2 separate regions of the Homo sapiens genome follow, and region 1 is linked to region 2. The links are chromatin loops, found by intact Hi-C in ENCODE. Cell type or tissue: MCF 10A. All regions are shown on one strand.

Evidence for each region. Peaks named below come from ENCODE experiments on the same cell type or tissue, not always from the same donor. Only the 100,000 strongest peaks of a DNase experiment are listed, where the experiment ranks them.
Region 1: a loop joins it to region 2, with 7 times the contacts of the local background. A loop is called at or near these places in 3 of 110 quality-filtered maps.

What each region holds. Positions count from the first base shown.
Region 1 is chr10:96,743,112-96,745,611 of GRCh38, forward strand. It overlaps the pseudogene RNU6-1274P. Among named protein-coding and RNA genes, the nearest start is that of PIK3AP1, 24 kb to the left of the region's middle. RefSeq lists an enhancer at 979-1,028. In MCF 10A, a CTCF peak has its summit at 1,101; no DNase peak of the experiment used is centred here.
Region 2 is chr10:96,510,443-96,512,942 of GRCh38, forward strand. All of the region lies in intron 1 of TLL2 (tolloid like 2), which reads right to left. Among named protein-coding and RNA genes, the nearest start is that of TLL2, 2.2 kb to the right of the region's middle. RefSeq lists an enhancer at 1,556-2,075. In MCF 10A, a CTCF peak has its summit at 968 (motif pointing left); a DNase peak (open chromatin) is centred at 969.

The DNA of each region.
Region 1 (2,500 bases), 230 kb after region 2:
ATTGACCCCCAAGGGTCAGAACAGTGGACCTGAATACTTAAAAGAAGCGATGATAGTGCTCACTGCGGCAGCCCATATACTAAAATTGGGACAATACAGAGAAGATTGGCATGGCCCCTGTGCAAGGATGACATGCAAATTCACGAAGCATTCCATATTAAAAAAAAAATTGTTTTAGGCCGGGCACGGTGGCTCATGCCTGTAATCCCAGCACTTTGGGAGGCCGAGGCGGGCCGATCACTTGAGGTCAGGAGTTTGAGACCCACCTGATCAACATGGTGAAACCCTGTCTCTACTAAAAATACAAAAATTAGCTGGGCGTGGTGGCGGGCCCCTGTAATCCCAGCTACTCGAGAGGCTGAGGCAGGAGAATCTCTTGAACCCGGGAGGTGGAGGTTGCAGTGAGCCAAGATCACACCATCGCACTCCAGCCTGGGCAACAAGAGTGAAACTTCATCTCAAAAATAAAATAAGATACAAAAATTAGCTGGGCATGGGGTCATGCACCTATAGTCCCAGCTACTTGGGAGGCTGAGGCTCGAGAATCACTTGAACCTGGGAGGTGGAGGTTGCAGTGAACCGAGATTGCACCACTGCATTCCAGCCTGGGTGACAGAGCAAGACTCTGTCTAAACATAAATAAATAAAATAAAAATGTTAAGAATTAAAAAAAAATAAGTGATGATAAAACAGTGATGCTGTACAGCATCTACATGTTCTAGGTACTGCCAAGCACTTTGCATATATTAATCAAATGCTTGTAACAATTCTATAGGGTAACTACTATTACCTTCATCTGCATTTTACATATGAGGAACAGGATTACATTGTACCTACTGTTTCACGCTTGCTTTCTGCACTTAATATGTCTTGAACATATTTCAATTGAGTGAACATTCATCCACAGCACTGTGGCTGCATCATGCCCTGTTGTGCGGCTGTGCTATCATTTCACCTGTCCTCTGGTACTGGACACTTAGGTTGCTTCCATACCCTTTCTTTTTGGTGCATTTCTCTGTGAGACCCTTCAGTAGAGGCTTGTGAGTCATCCCTCTCAAACCTTTGATCATGAGAAAACAGCACACCCCAGTGGCTATTGGCTCCTTGAGAGGAAGCTATATCTTCCTACCTCTTGACCATTTCCCTTTTATTTTTTATTTTTTCCTATTCTAACAGAAATGTGCTCGTTCTTTGTATATCTCTGTCTAATCTCCCAGCATCTGAGAGATCCATTTTGCCATTGCTGGGGCAGGATCTGAGATGGCCGGCATCCCTCACTTCAGGCAACACGGCCTCTTTGGTTTCCTACCCTGATGTCCTGTCGGTTCTACTGACCTACTTCCCTCTCTGTGTGACTTGGTTTCAGAAGGTTAGTATGTCGTCGGTGTGAGGTCTGCATCCCTATTGTCTGATGCTACATATTTAGTTGAATGGGTCCTCTCTTGATGTCTTTTAATCTTGGTTCTTTTCCCAGAGTTGCCACTAAAATTGTCCCATGCCACTTGTATTAGTTCCCCGTGGCTGCTGTGACACATTACCACAAATTTCATGGCTTAAAACTACACAATTTTTTTTTTAAATTTTCAGATAAGGCTTCACTCTGTCACCCAAGCTGGAATGCAGTGGTGCAGTCTTGGCTTACTGTAACCTCTGCCCCCCAGACTCAAAGTGATCCTCCCACCTGAGCCTCCCAAGTAGCTGGGACTACAAGCGCATGTCACCATATCCGGCTAATTTTGGGGGGATTTTTTTTGTAGAAATAGGGTTTCGCCATGTTGCCCAGGCTGGTCTGAAACTCCTAGGCTCAAGCAATCTGCCCACCTCAGCCTCCCAAAGTGCTGGGATTATAGACATGAGCCACCAGGCCTGAACCAGATGTTTATTCTTTCACAATTCAGGAGGCCAAAAGTCTGGAATCAAGGTGTCAGCAGGACGGCACTCCCTCTGAAGACATGGAGGACAATCCTTCATTGCTCCTTCCAGCTTCTGGTGGCTCCAGGAGTTCCTTGGCTTGTGGCTGCATAACTCAGATCTCTGCCTCCCTCCTCATATCACCTCTTTTCCCCAGGTCTCTCTTCTATGTCTCTTATAAGAACACTTGTCATTGGATTTAGGGTCCATCCAGATAATCCAGGATGGCCTGGGCGTGGTGGTTCATGCCTGTAATCCCAGCACTTTGGGAGGCCAAGGCAGGCAGATCACCTGAGATCAGGAGTTCGAGACCAGCCTGGTCAACATGGTGAAACCCTGTCTCTACTAAAATTAAAAAAAAAAAAAAATACAAAAATTAGCCAAGTGTGGTGGCACACACCTGTAATCCCAGCTACTCCGGAGGCTGAGGCAAGAGAATCACTTGAACCTGGAGGCGGAGGCTGCAGTAAGCTGAGGTCGTGCCACTGCACTCCAGCCTGGGTGACAAGAGCAAGACTCAATCTCAAAACAAAACAAAAAAAAAACCCAACAGATAATCCAGGATGATCTCACCTTGGGATTATATCTG
Region 2 (2,500 bases):
AGATTGTCTATTAGCAAATTTAAATTTTCCAGCTTAAAACCTGCTTTAAGGTCAGCATGAAGATATTCTTTCCATCAGTTTCTAGAAAATCCATTTATAAAAAGTATCTAACTATATTTCAAGCACTGTTCTAAGTACTTTATCAGGAATCATCCCCATTTACAAATGAGGAAGCTAATGCCCAGAGAAATCAAGTGATTTGCCCAAGGATACACAGCTTGTAAGTGGCAGAGTAAATGGTAAAAATGGTATTAAAAATTGCAAAAGTAGTGAAATGGTAAAATTAGAAATGGTAAAATTACCAGTTTGTTCAGCTTCTAAGAGGTTGGGCTAGAACCAAAGATCATAGACTCATAGAACACTGGATAGGAAGCAGCCAGGGGGCTCACACTGAAGTGCTTGCAAGGTATGAAGTAGGCCCAGGGCAAGACGGTTGATGAGGACCAAGAGCACAAGCTCTCTGGACATGTCACTTTGTAATTCTAACAAGGCAGACATTTTCATTCTGCAGGTAAGGAACTGAGGCCCAGAGAGGAGGGGAGTCGTCCCGGTAACACAGATCCTGAAAAGCCAGGAACAGATTCAAGACCCTCCCCTCTGCATTCTGAGTCCACAGTAGGAATGGAGACCCACACCAAGAAGGGACAGTGGGAGGTGTTTTAGCTTTGCAGCCCTGAGGCAGGTCCTAAAAGGAGAGCTTCTGGCCAGAAGAGTCAGGGAGTTAGGATTTCACTGAGATAGAATGGGAGGCTGCCCCTAAAGGTTTGCCTTAAATATGCAACCAGGAAATGCAGTGTCCCGCTAGCCAAGAGGCAAGTCCTTTCTCTGAGACTTCAGTACACTGATGAACTGCTTGCTGGCCTTCCAGACAGCTGTTCTCCAGGTCAGGCAATTTCCAAGAGGATGGGCGGACTGAGATGTTACCTTTTCCCCCAGGTTGTCCTTATCATCGCCCTCTTCTGGCCACTCTTAGCATCAGTGTAGCCCAGGGAGAGGCCAATGAGTTGGGAGAATTCAAGGAGTCTGAGGAGGGTGCCTGCAGCTGGCTGAAGCCACACTGGCCATATCCTCTGCCTTCCAGCCCTGCCTGTGCATCCCATTCTGTCTGTGAAGAATCACAGAATATGCGTGCCCCTGATTATCTTGCATTTTCTCTAAAATTACTGGGGAAAATGAGGCTGTAACAGGCAAGCCTGCCTCAGGGTTATCCTCCAAGGCTGAGACGGGGAGCTGGCATGCCTCTTTCACATCTGGATTCACAAGTGCCCAGACCAGCACCCAGCATACTGGAGATGCACAATACATTCCTGAGCAAATCAATCACTTCCCCACTCCGGGCCTCAGCGGCCCACACTGCCTCCCAGAGTCCCCAGGTCACACCCAGCAGGGTCTAGGATCTGACAAGTGGGGGAGGTGGTCCAGCCACTCCCTTTATCCCACACCTATTTTCCCAGCTTCAGTGGCCCTCTTTTCAGGGCCAGGCTGCCATTCCAATAGTGCTCTGGAGCCTCTTCTCCCTGGCCTTGAATTAGGTCCCATAAGGAACTCATGGTACCTGGGCCAGGCATGCTACCTGCTGAGGTTTTCTCCAGTTGTCCAGGAACCAACTCCTCTGCCCACCTTCCTAACTCAGAAGCCCCAAGAGATACAGCAGTAGGTAGATATTCTGCAGGAAACTTCCCTTACTAAGACCAGGCCCCTCAAGACTAGTTTGATCTCAAACCTTCACAAGATTCTCAAGTCTCACAAACTCCTCCTGCCTCCTAGTAACCTGGTCTTCCCCAGACTTTACCCAGTTCTGACCCTCCCAACCCCCAGCCTAGACCCGAGCCACTGCAGTGATAGAAACAATAAAAAATAACGACAATGCCATCATTTCACTTGCAGAGAATTTTCCCACAAATCACCTGAGTCCTCCTATAATTACTGCCACCAATTTAGAGATGAGTAACCTGGAACTGATAGAGGTTTCCAGGGCGTGAAGGGGCAACCACTGGCCCACAGGCCCCGCAGAGACCTGGCCGGCCACAGCCCCGGGAAGGAGCACCTGCCTCGCCGAGGGTGGAGGTCGCGCTCTTCCCTCCCCATTCTTCTCTGCCGACCGCCAAGTGAAACGGGGCCCCACAAAGCCGGAGATAAACACCACTACTCGCGGGACACTGGCCATGGGCCAGGAGCGTCTGTGCGAGCCTCTGAGCCCAGCATCTCCCTGGGAGCGTGAGCGTGAGCACCCCTCTGTCCGTGCTGGAACTGCCCCACACTCATCAGCTTGCTGGAACATGCGCTTGGCCCTTCGGAGGCTAACGCTTCAACGACTCCAGCTCGGAAGCCGCTCCCCTCAGGACTCACGAGCCGATCAGTGGCCCCGAGGAAGCGGGAGCTGCAGCGCCCGGGCGGCGATTGCGCCCGAAAGGCCCGTACGTCCTGGGGCGCCGCTTCCTGGAGGGATTAGAGCACCTGCCGGCTTCCATCTCCGCCCGCCCAGAGCGACCCTCAGGCC